Regions from separate parts of the Homo sapiens genome. Here region 1 is linked to region 2. The links are chromatin contacts, found by Hi-C or POLR2A ChIA-PET in ENCODE. All regions are on one chromosome and are shown on one strand. The core of a region is the stretch at or near the end of the contact, and the rest is flanking DNA. Distances in the headings are between cores, read along the strand shown.

The links. A loop is a pair of places that touch in the nucleus more often than their neighbours do. ChIA-PET counts read pairs that join two places held with the same protein, here RNA polymerase II (POLR2A). Pooled maps may share reads with other maps.
Region 1: a loop to region 2 is called in a pooled map, with 4 times the contacts of the local background. The contact joins the enhancer-like site here to the promoter of CCDC74B in region 2. A Hi-C loop is called at or near these places in 4 of 50 pooled maps. POLR2A ChIA-PET finds 5 or more read pairs at or near these places in 2 of 52 experiments (activated CD4-positive, alpha-beta T cell and activated naive CD4-positive, alpha-beta T cell).

The regions. Positions count from the first base shown.
Region 1 is chr2:130,370,898-130,377,339 of GRCh38, forward strand. It overlaps PTPN18 (protein tyrosine phosphatase non-receptor type 18), which reads left to right. Exons shown (of 15, transcript NM_014369.4): 11 at 1-67; 12 at 302-390; 13 at 1,360-1,586; 14 at 1,976-2,050; 15 at 2,260-4,508. The coding sequence ends at 2,327. Among named protein-coding and RNA genes, the nearest start is that of PTPN18, 18 kb to the left of the region's middle. RefSeq lists an enhancer at 933-1,560 and a silencer at 1,287-2,036. Within about 2 kb of position 1,699, at least 36 of the 41 ENCODE cell types and tissues checked have a DNase peak (open chromatin) inside an H3K27ac peak, as active enhancers do.
Region 2 is chr2:130,142,272-130,148,355 of GRCh38, forward strand. It overlaps CCDC74B (coiled-coil domain containing 74B), which reads right to left and starts at 2,841. Exons shown (of 8, transcript NM_001258307.2): 1 at 2,476-2,841; 2 at 998-1,042. The coding sequence starts at 2,725. RefSeq lists an enhancer at 877-956.

The DNA of each region.
Region 1 (6,442 bases), core at 449-2,948, 230 kb after region 2:
CACGGTGGCTCAGATGTTCTGCTCCACACTCCAGAATGCCAGCCCCCACTACCAGAACATCAAAGAGGTACAGAGGCTCCTTTCCCACTCTCCTGTCCACCATCAGCACCCTCAGAGACCAGGACCCCGAGCAGGGTCCAGCCCCCGGGACTACTGGGAGCAGGCACTGACTATGACATCCACCTGTGCCCTCCTCCAGGCATCCTTATCAGGCTCTCCCATCTTAAGCTTTCTCCCAGAGCCCCTTGAGAGGCCTGGCCAGCTTCCTCCCTCAGGAGCCTCCCCTCCTGTTTTTCTTCAGAATTGTGCCCCACTCTACGACGATGCCCTCTTCCTCCGGACTCCCCAGGCACTTCTCGCCATACCCCGCCCACCAGGAGGGGTCCTCAGGTACCCGGCTCCATCCCCGGATTCTTCCCTGCCCAATTTCTCAGGCTAACCCCTTCTTCATCCTTGGAACACCAGTCCGTTCCTTGTTCACTTCGCCAAGTGTTCGCTGGCCCTTTCTTCGAATTGAGCTCTGGGAACCCACCCCAAGATGATTCAATTATCCCAAGATGATTCATTTACCCCTTGCCTCTGCCTCTAAGGCTTGCCCTGCCTTCTGAGTTAGGCCTTTCCTGGATCCTCTAATCAAACCTTAATTCAGGTGGCTCACCCCTGTAATCCCAGCACTTCGGGAGGCCAAGGAGGGCGGATCACTTGAGCCCAGCTGGAGACCAGCCTGGTTAACATGGTGAAACCCTGTCTCTACTAAAAATACAAAAATTAGCCAGGCGTGCTGGTGAGAGCCTGTAATCCCAGCTACTCCGGAGGCTGAGGCAGGAGAGTCGCTTGAGCCCGGGAGGTGGAGGTTGCAGTAAGCCGAGATCGCACCACGGCAGTCCAGCCTGGGCGACAGAGCGAGATCCTGTCTCAAAAAAACAACAAAAAAAATTCAGCAAATAATTCTAGACGCCGCCTTCTTGTCAGGCCGCACGTTGGGTGCTGCGGACATGGGATTGAGCCGCCTTCGCAGCGGAGACTTAAGGCCCTTGTCCTTGCGGCCATCCCTTCCTGTCTTCTATGCCACTTCCGCATTCTTTTGTTCAGTAGACGTTGACACAGAAATGACCACCCCTCAAACCAACACTCTGCCCCAAATTACCCTCCAGGCTGACCCCGTTCCTCCTTCATCCCCCTAACTTGCAGGGCGCTAGGGACACAGAAGCGAGGCCTCCAACCCAAGGAGCCCTCCCTCCCATCTAGCGCACCGCCTCGGCGGGAAGGAAGCCCGTGGTTTGCGCGCTGAGCAGCCTCCCCACTCCCGCCCTGCCCAGCGCCGCCGTTTCACTTCCTCCCGGCCCTCCCTGCCTGCAGGAGCATCTCTGTGCCCGGGTCCCCGGGCCACGCCATGGCTGACACCTACGCGGTGGTGCAGAAGCGCGGGGCTCCAGCGGGCGCCGGGAGTGGGACGCAGACGGGGACGGGGACGGGGACGGGGGCGCGCAGCGCGGAGGAGGCGCCGCTCTACAGCAAGGTGACGCCGCGCGCCCAGCGACCCGGGGCGCACGCGGAGGACGCGAGGGGGACGCTGCCTGGCCGCGGTGAGTCGAGGCTTGCTCCTTCTCAGGGCATCATCCTGCTGTGATCCGCAGGGCGGAACCATCCTGCAGTGGTCCGTCAGGCCCTGGCGGCCGCGGGGACCCCAGCCGCTAGCCTGGCCACGCCCCGACGCTGATGTCCAGGCGTCCCTGGCCACGCCCCGGAAGCGCCCCCTGGCGGTCGCAGTCGCGGTCCAGGGGCAGGGTTCCTGGCAATACTTGTCTTGGCCGCGCCCAAAGGCTGGAGGCCACGTCCGGGGTGTGTGCCTTCTCCCGCCCGGCGCCCTCGGCTCTCCCCTTCGGGCCTCCGGGGAAGCGTCCCCGCTAGGGGTGGGGTCTTGGGACTCCCTGGGGCTTCCGGAGCTGACCCGTGGGGGGTCTGCTGCCCTCAGTTCCTGCTGACCAAAGTCCTGCCGGATCTGGCGCCTACGAGGACGTGGCGGGTGGAGCTCAGACCGGTGGGCTAGGTAAGTCAGGTAGAGCCTGGGTTGCTGGGACTTTGCTGCTTTGAGTGAACCCAGGAGTCTGGGGTTGATGGGGCATGGAGCTTAGTCCTGTGGATGTGGCTGCAGTGAACCAGGAGGACCTGGAGGCGGGGGGATGGCCTTCTTCATGTCTGCCAGCTTCCACACACCTCAGCTTCTCCATGAGACCCACGGCACCCTTCTTCTCCCAGGTTTCAACCTGCGCATTGGGAGGCCGAAGGGTCCCCGGGACCCGCCTGCTGAGTGGACCCGGGTGTAAGTCTAACGCCAGTTCCTGCCTGTTGCCTCTTGTGAGCTCGGACTGCTGATGCCCCGGTGCTGCTGAGCGCCGTGCGCAGAATGGAAACAGTGGGCCTGGATCAAAGTTAAAGTTTCTCAGGGTGGGAAATGTGGGGGCTTTGCCCCAATGACTGTAGCATTCAAGGCTTGAGGCTGGAGGAGGTAGCTAGGGTATAGTGGCTGGTGAGGCTGCACAGAGCAGATTCAAGAAAGAAGATCAGGAAGGGGCATGACCCCTGAGTTATGAAGGGGAGAAGGGACAGATGAGCTTCCGGAGACTGCTCTCCTCACCACACAGCACTAGTCCATCCTCAGCACCTGAGCCTCCCTCACTTGGACACTCAGGGGACCACACAGAGAAGTGGATGGACACTTCGCCATCCAGGCAGAACTAAGCCAGGCATAACCACAGCCAAGCAGATTAACCCCAGGCAGACCGATAAAAAGACCTCCAGATAGGCAGACAGACAGATGGACCACCAACCTGGACAGACAGCCAAAGCTTCAGAGATACAGTCCACAGGTGGACAAAGGGATCCCCAGCCAGAGAGAGAGAGACCAGCCAACAGCTTGATAGACCAGTGCAGCCAGAGAGACCACCAAACAGAGCCCCCAAAAGACAGACATCTCTGCTAGCTGGACAGCCAGGTGGACCCCCTAAGTTAGATTACTAGACAGATATAAACAGATCCCCTGCTGAACAGATACACAGAGTTCTCAGACCCCACCCCCACCCTCAGGTGGGCTGGCTGGCTGACAGACCTTCTGGCCAGACAGACTCCTAACCAACCAGATGGACTGCCAGACAGGCAGACATCAGCCACATGGAATCCTGACATCCCAGCCAGCCGGCCAGACTCTCATCTTGATGTCTTGATGGATGGACCCCAGCTAGTCAGACATGATCCTCCAGATTGACAGACAAGTCCCCCAAATGAGTACACATCTCCAGCTATTCAGACAGATGGACCCCCAGCAAATCAGGACCTATCTAGGCAGACCCCAGCCAGACCCCCGCCAGACAGACTCCCAACCAGACTGACCCCTTACTATTCACACAGCCTGCCGAGTAGCTGGGACTACAGGTCTAATTTTTTTTTTTTTTAAGAAATGAGTTTTTGCCATGTTGCCCAGACTGGTCTTGAACTCCCAACCTCAAGCAATCCTCCTGCCTCAGCCTCCCAAAGTGCTGAGATTACAGGTGTGAGCCACCAGGCTCAGCCCCCTAAGATTTGAAACACTTTAAATGGCCCATGGTAGGGTTCCTGCTAGGATAAAACATTAAGCGGCTGTTAAAAGAAATAAAAGGAGGACACGTCTCTGTGCACTGGTGTGGACAAATCTCCAAGTCACTGCAAAATGGAAAAAGTATAAGATGCTCTTTCCCTGAACCTCAAGGGTCCCGCCCCTCTCACTTTCAGGTCTCTGGACCTCTGACTGACACTGTGCCTGCCCAGGTCCCTGTATGCACTGCCACAGTGCCCTGGGCCCCATGTCCACCCCTGTCCTGCCCTTCTCTGGGATAGGGCTGGCCTTCCTCTGCCTCTGCCTGGCTGCATCCATGGTCGATCTCAAGTGCCTTGGCATGAACTCCACTCTCCTGCAGCCTTCAATCAAGGAATGATGGGGATGTGTACATACCCCACCCCACCCCTTGGCAGGGTGATGCTGAGGTGTGGATTTTTAACAGTTCCCAGACTTTCCCAGGAGGCTTGGGTTTGGGTGCCCACAGTGGGAGCTGGTGTGATATCATACCTTCGCCGGCCGCCTTTCCTTCCTGTTCTCTGTGCCCCTACTCCCACTCTAGAGCTGCCCCGTTTCTCTGTTTTCGTGAAAGAGCTGACCCTGTGCTGCCTCCCACTCTCCCAATGCCCCTGCCACTCCTGTGAGCCTGCTGCTGGTGAGGTCGGTGCTGACCTCTGTGTTGCTGGATAATGAGTCATCTATCTCTGGAGGAGAAGAAAGGCAGGTCCTCCACAGCCCTGATAAAATCTCCAAGTCTCCCAGTTTCGGGTCCCTCTCCTGGGATGCAGACCCACTGCCTGCCCAGCTGGTACGATCCACATGCCCTCTTCTTGGGAATAGGGGCATGGGAAAGTGACTAAAGATACTGTTCTGGCTGCTGTGTTCACTGTGAGTAATAAACTGTCCATTTCTCCGATTCAGAGGTCTGTTTTTCCTTTTTTTCTTCCCCAAAGATGGAGTCTTGCTCTGTCGCCCAGGCTGGAGTACAATGTCGCAATCTTGGCTCACTACAACCTCTGTCTCCGCCTCCCAGGTTCAAGCAATTCTTCTGCCTCAGCCTCTCAAGTAGCTGGGATTAAACGCGTGTACCACTATGCCCAGCTAATATTTGTATTTTTAGTAGAGATGGGGTTTCACCACGTTGGCAAGGCTGGTCTCGAACTCCTGACCTCGTGATCTACCTGCCCCTGCCTCACGAAGTGCTGGGATTACTGGCGTGAGTCACTGCTCCCGGCCTTGGTCTGGTGTTTTATACACATGTGCATGTGATGTGGAGCTGTGCAGGCCACCTTGTCAGCATGCGAGGAGGGTCCAGTCTCTGCGCCTTCTTGGTTTCTGACTTCACACCCAGTAGCCTCACTCCTGGCCCAGCATGGCAAGCACAGTTTCCACTCAGGCATTTGCCCTGGTTATTCTCTCTGCCTTGGATACTTTTCTCCTAGATTCTGCCTCTAATATATTTGAACATTTACCTCTTAATATTGTTTCCTGTCTCTCCTGATCAGAATGTAAGCTGCGTGAGGGCAGGAGTTTTTGTTTGGTTTACAGCTACTGTCCCAGCTCCGAGAACAGTGCTGACACTTAGGAAGTGTGCAGGCTGATTTATCTCACACCATTTACTCCGGGTTTCCTCACTTCTAGTAAAGTATGACACCTTGTCTCAAATATTCTTTTCCTCTTTCCAGACCCATGTCTTTGCTCATGTAGATCACTACTTCAGGCTGACATAAAAACCGTTCTCTTGTTAAGAAAGCTCAGCAATGGGAGAGGCAATCCTCCACCCGTCTCTTGCTCTCCTACAGGTCTTTCCTGGAGGTAGTGGGTTGAATGGTGGCCCCCAAAAAGATAGGTCCAAGTCCTAACTTCTAGAACCTGTGAATGCGACCTTATTTGGAAAAAGGGTCTTTGCAAATGTAATTAAAACACCTGGAGATGAAATCATCCTGTATTTAGGATGGGCCCTAAACCCAATGATGTCTTTATAAGAGAAAAGAGAGAGAGACGCAGAGACAAAGAGAAGAAGGTCATTGAGATGGAGGCAGAGATGGGGATGAAGTGTCTGCAAACCAAGGAATGCCAAAGATTGCCAGCAAACCACCAGGGGCCAGGAGAGAGGCCTGGCCGATTCTCCCTCACAGACAGTAGAGGGAACCACCCTGCTGACCCGTCAGTTTCAGGCTTTGGGACCTCAGAACTGTAAGAGAATAAACATGTTTTGAGCCACACGGTTTATAGTCATTTGTTATGGCAGCCACAGGAAACTCACACACTGGGTATCCAGGAATGCAAGGCCTGGCCGCTCCTGAACTGGGCATCTCAGAGCTGTGTTTGCAATAGGACACTGCAGCAGGTGATGTTTCCTTCTGGATATGCCCTGAGCTCAGGGCTCCTCTTCTGCAGTGCAGCCCACTGGGTGCACAGCATCTGTCTGGGCTCTCACAAACCCCCATGGGATGTGGGGGTCAATGGGACCGTTGCAGGCACCATACTCGTGTTGCTTTGTTTCTGACCCAGTAGGAACAGTGAAGGCTCAGCTGTCAGTTTCCAAGTAGGATCGGATCTGATGATGCCTCCTTTTCACAGGAGTTAGTTACTTCTCCTTTTCTGCTTTCAACATCCCCTGCCTTGACTTCTCTCCTTTGTATGGCATTTGTTTGTCTTAGACCGTGACGTCCTGAGAGAAAACTAGGCCCCATTTGTGGTTAGGTTGGTTTCCAATCTCAGGGGCAGAGAGCTGCTTTACATAATTGATGAAAACTTTGTTTCTGTTTCCTAACTCTCGATTCAGTGCTTTTTTCACATACTCCCAAGCTTACATGTCCTTGCTACCTTCAGAAACAAAACATGGTA
Region 2 (6,084 bases), core at 1,591-4,090:
CAGCCTGGCAGGGCTGGGTCCTCCCGGCTCTACCCACACTCCGTTGATGCAGACCCAGCGAGCGCCCAAGGGAGCAGAGGCCCTGGAAAGGTGGTTTCCTGAGGGGCCATCTGGAAAGCAGGAGGGCTTGGGACACATGGAACAGCAGGTCCCGAGGGAGAGCATGGCCTCTTCCCGTGTCCTGTCAGCGTCCCCAGCACTGCAGGGCTGGGGCTGCCGACTTGGGCCACACTTTGCCCAGAACAGCTCACTGGAGTTGCCACAGCGGCTAGGGAAGGGCCCTCCCTCAACCCCATTCTCCATGTCTCTCTGGGAAGGGAGAGCCCTAGGCACTGCCCCAGCTACGATGTTCCCAGGCTGGCTCCATCCACCAGTCAGATGTCCTCCTGATGTCAGCCCCAGCCCCAAAGATAACGGGAAGTGAGCTCGAGACCACAACCCAGAATCCTGGGCTGGGTGGGGGCCGCTGTCAGGATGGGGAAGTGCCTTGGACAAGTGGCAAGGAAACAGGACTCTGCTTCCTCCCTTTGTCCCCATGGTTGCTGCCCAGATGGCAGGAAGGGATCCCTGGATGGAGTGTGTCCAGAGCCCCTGGGCCCCCAGCATGTCAGGACTCAGAGCCATAGGGCTGGAGATCCTGGGCCTGGCCACAGCAGCAATCTGAGGCAAAGATCTAGCAGGGCAGGGGCTGTCCCAGGGGTTCCTTCCCATTTCAGCTCTACTTGGAGGAGGGAGGTCTGGGGAGCACCCTGTGCCCACCTCCCCACTGCAATGACCTCAGGCCCTGGGCTTCCTGAGAGCAGCACGTGCTGTGCTTGGCTGCGTAACATCATCCAGCCACGGCTAGAGGTAGCGGCATCTGTCCAGGTCCCCCAGAACCTGTCCCCACTGGGTTGGCATACAGGGGCCAGTGCAGCCAGGTGGGCAAGGACAGTCTGGAGGGGCTCCCCTGGGTGGCAAGAGCATCCCATCAGGAACTGAAGGGCCCAGTTCTCACCTTTCTTCTGTGATGTCTGATTCATTATGAGCTTGTAACGGAGATCTGAAAGCAAGCACACGCTCTCCTCAGCACTTGTGAAACCACAGCCATTCTGAGAGAAGAAGCCTGGCCTGTCCTCTCCTGGCTGCTGAGCCCGAAAGTCCTGCCCCCCCACTGGCTGATTGGGCCCTGCCCCATGGATCCCGCTCTCCACCATGCCTTTGTCGTGGGTGTCAGGCCAGGAGTGGCCCCTGCCTGTTCCCTAGGCAGAGCCCACCTGGCATATCAGCCTCATCCATCTGAGATGACTGGAGGGCGTCCACACTGCCAGGCAGAACCTGGGCTTTAGGGGTACAGAGGTGAACTCTGGAATCCCTGGCTATGGCGGTGTCATGATCCCGTGGGCATCAGGGACTGGGGGGAGGCTCAAGAAGATATGAGGAACGGGGCGTCCTGAGGCTCAAGAAGACATGGGGAAGCGGGGTCCTGACAAAACAGACGCCTGGTGATGGGATACTCGGCACTCAGGTAAGGCAGCAGCAGGGAACGGGGCGGGAGAGGAGGCCGCGGGCACTGGTGCCCTTGCTGGAGCCCTCCTGAAGCAAGAGCGAGGAGCGGAGCCACATCCCACATCCTGGCGGGCCCTCCTCCTGCTCGGGGCAGGAGGGGTGGGGGAGGAGGGAGGGAGAAAGGGGGGCGTGGGGGTGAGGAGCAGCTAAGGGTGCAGTTGGGAAGGCCCCGCCGGAGGACAGCATGGGCACAGGCGAAGCGGGGACGGGGTGGGGGGCGGGGGAATGCCTGCTCCTGATCCGATGTGTTTAGCTGGAAGAAATTCACTGAGCTGCGCACTCGCACTTGGGCACGTTTCCCTGCATAAAGTTTTTGTTTGTTTGTTTTTGTTTTTTTTGAGACGGAGTCTCGCTCTGTCACCGAGGCTGGAGTGCAGTGGCAAGATCTCGGCTCACTGCAAGCTCCGCCTCCCGGGTTCACGCCATTCTCCTGCCTCAGCCTCCCGAGTAGCTGGGACTACAGACGCCCACCACCACACCCAGCTAACTTTTTGTATTTTTAGTAGAGACGGGGTTTCACCGTGTTAGCCAGGATGGTCTCGATCTCCTGACCTCGCGATCCGCCCGTCTCGGTCTCCCAAAGTGCTGGAATTACAGGCGTGAGCCGCCGCGCCCGGGCCCCTCTATAAAGTTTTTAACAGAGGTGTGTCTGACCCTGCTTGGAGAGGAGAGGACTGGCGGAGTCAGCATCTGAAATGCTGCTGCCCTAGGAGACAGGCAGACAGGTTCGGCACTGCCCGGGGGCCACGCGGGTCTCCCTCTGGGAGGAGGGGACAGCTCAGCGTGGCAGGGCGGGCTTACCGTCCTGTGTTCCCCCTGAGCCCAGGCGTGTGCTGGAGTTGATGGCTGTGTTTCTGTGCTGCGGGAGCGGCAGTGTTGAGTGTGCCTGGGGAGGCAGGGCCGGCCTAGGGCCCCGCGCCGGCTCACCCTTGTTTTCCCGCTTCAGATGCTCGATCTCCTCATGGAGCTTGGCCAGCATCTCCGAGTGCTGCTGCTGCAGGAACTGTAGGCTCTTCTCCAGGTCCAGGTTCCGTTTCTGCGGGTCGCTCTGCCTGAGCTGCGGGCTCTGCGGCCTCAAGGACTGGACGCCCACAGAGGGGCGCTGGCGCCGGCGCCGAGAGCCCGGGGTCGGCGAGCTGGGGGGCCGCGTCCCAGCCGCCACCCCCGCACCGCTCATATCGCCATCGCCAGGTACTCTCCCGCTGCCACTGCACCCCGGCTCAGTGGCCAGGCCGCCCTAGCCTGGCGCCCCGTCACCATGGAAACCGGGCGACGGAGGGCGCCAGGCGTTTGGCGGGGGCGGGGCCTGTCGCTGGCTCTTCCTGGGTGAGTAGTGATTTACAAGGCATCCAGGGCTGGGCGCCGGGGCTCACGCCTGTAATCCCCGAACTTTGGGAGGCCGAGGCGGACGGATCACTTGAGGTCAGGAGTTCCTGACCAGCCTGACCAACATGGCGAAACCCCGACTCTACTAAAAATACAAAATTTAGCCGGGCGTAGTGGCGGGAGCCAGTAATCCCAGCTACTCCGGAGGCTAAGGCAGGAGAATAGCTTGAACCGGGAGGCAGAGGTTGCAGTGAGCCGAGATCGCACCGCTGCACTCCAACCTGGGCGACAGAGACTCTATCTAAAATAATAATAATAATAATAATAATAATAATAATAATAATAAAAGGCATCCTTTCCAGCCTGGATGGAAAGTGAGCCCCTGTCTCTATAAAAATTAAAAGAAAAAAAACCCGGGCATGGTGGCTTGCGCCTGTAGTCCCAACTGCTCGGGAGGCTGAGGTGGGAGGATTGCTGGAACCCCGGAGGTCGAGGCTGCAGTGAGCTATGATGGCACCACTGAACTCCAGCCTAAGTGACAGAGTGAGATGCTGCCTAAAAATAAGAGGCCGGGCGCAGTGGTTCACACCTGTAATCCCAGCTACTCCGGAGGCTGAGGCAGGAGAATCACTTGAACCCAGGAGGTGGAGGTTGCAGTGAGCCAAGATCGCGCCATTGCACTCCAGCCTGGGCGACAGGGTGGGATTCTGTCTCAAAAAAAAAAAAAATAATAAATAAATAAATAAATTTAAAAATAATAAAAATAAAAAGTCTTTTTTTTTTTTACAAGGCCTGCCCTCAAAAAAAAAAAAAATCACAGCCAGGCCAATCATAATTTTGCCAGACACCAACAAACCTGGAGGAAGGGAACATAGCTAACCCCAGCCTGCTCTGGCTCTCCTTCCCCACATCTTACTGCCACATCAGCGGGGCTCCTGTATAATAACAGGGGATACAAGTGAAAGAACTGCTCATCTCAGAGCTTATTCGAGAAATCTCTAGGAAACCGTAAAGACAACAGGGAGACAAAAACTAAGACACTAGAGGAGGTTTAAGCCTCTGACACCTCCAGTTAACAAACAGCACACATGGCACAACCCCTAACCAGACCAACATAAAACTTCACACAGAAAGTCCATTTACTGGTTGAGCATGACCAGCCCTCAACAAAAACTTGCAAGGCATAATAAAAAACAACACAGTTCGAAGACACAGCAAGCATCAGAGCCACACTTAAATATGGCAGAGATGTTGGAATTATCAGACCAAGAAATGGAATACGACTATGATTAATATGCTAAGGGCTCTAATGGAAAAAGTGGACAACATGAGATTACAGACTGATAATGGGAACAGAGAGGTAGACGTTCTAAGAAATAATCTAAAGAAAATGTGAAGGCCAGGCAGGGTGGCTCATGTCTGTAATCCCAGCACTTTGGGAGGCTGAGTTGGGCAGATCATTTGAGGTCAGGAGCTCAAGACCAGCCTGGCCAACATGGTGATACCCCATCTCTACTAAAAAATACAAAAATTAGCTAGTGTGGTGGCATGCACCTGTAATTCCAGCTACTTGGGAAGCTAAGGTGGGAGGATTGCTTGAATCCAGGAGGTGGAGGTTGCAGTGAGCCGAGATCATGCCACTGCCCTCAAGCCTGGGCAACAGAGTAAGACTCCATCTCAAAAAAAAAAAAAAGAAGAAGAAAAGAAAAGAAAATGTGAGAAGTTGGCCAGGCACAGTGGCTTACACCGCTAATCCCAACACTTTGGGAGGCCGAGGTGGGTGAATCACTTGAGGTCAGGAGTTCAAGACCAGCCTGGGCAACATGGTGAAAACCCATCTCTACTAAAAATACAAAAATTATTGGGAGGCCGAGGCGGGCGGATCATGAGGTCAGGAGATCGAGACCATCCTGGCTAACACGGTAAAACCCCATCTCTACTAAAATACAAAAAATTAGCCAGGCATGGTGGTGGGCGCCTGTGGTCCCAGCTACTCGGGAAGCTGAGGTAGAAGAATGGCGTGAACCCGGGAGGCGGAGCTTGCAGTGAGCCAAGATCATGCCACTGCACTCCAGCCTGGGCGACAGAACAAGACTCCATCTCAAAAAAAAAAAAAGAAAAAAGAAAGGCAGGCATGGTGGTGCATGTCTGTAATCCCAGCTACTCAGGAGGCCGAGGCCAAAGAATTGCTTGAACCCAGGAGGTGAAGTTTCCAGCAAGCTGAGATCCTGCCACTGCACTCCATCCCGAGCAACAGAGTGAGACTCCATCTCAAAAAACTAAAAGAAAATGTAAGAAGTCAAAAACACAACAGAAATGAAAACTCAGGTGCATGGCTGATGCCTGTAATCCCAGCACTTTGAGAGGCCAAAGCAGGAGCATCTCTTGAGCCCAAGAGTTAGAGACCAGCCTGGGCAATATAGCCAGACCCTGACTCCACAAAAAACTAAAAAGTTTGCCTGCATGGTGGTGCACACCTGCAGTCCCAGCTACTGAGAAGGCTGAGATGCAGCGAGCCGTGATTGCACCACTGCACTCCAGCTTGGGCAACACAGAGAGACCCTGTTTCAAAAAAAGAAGGAAAAAGATATAGGAAATTTGGATCTAAAAAAAGGGAAGTGCATTAGAGAAGGAATAAAGTAAAATAAAATATAATCTTTATTATTATTTTTAATAGATGACAGGTTGTTCAAAAAAATTATGGCAACATGTATTTAGTAATTATGGTTTATGGATAGCTGGAATGAATGGTAGCAATATTATTGCTGGGAGGGAGGATATCCTGAGTGGAGAGAAATTCATCCAGGCAGGAGTGCAGTGGCGCGATTATAGCTCACTTGCAGCCTGGAACTCCTGGGCTCAAGCCATCCTCCTGCCTCAGCTTCCCTAGTAACTGGGATTACAGGCACACACCACGCCTGGCTAATTTTTTTTTTTTTTTTTGTCTTGCTATGTTGCCCAGATTGGTCTCAAACCCCTGGGCTGAGGCAATCTTCCTCCCTCAGCCTCCAGAAGTGTTGAAATTACAGGTATGAGCCACTGTGCCTGGTATATGGTTGCTTTTGAATGTCCTAGTCCTAAACATCTGGTTCCCAAGAAGGAGAAAAGAAAAATGAAGGCAGGAGGAGGTGCTGATCCATAAAAACCTCCTGGAAGGTGTGTACCCAGGGAGGCAGTGAGGGTTGAGGAGGGACGTTGCAAACATAGCAG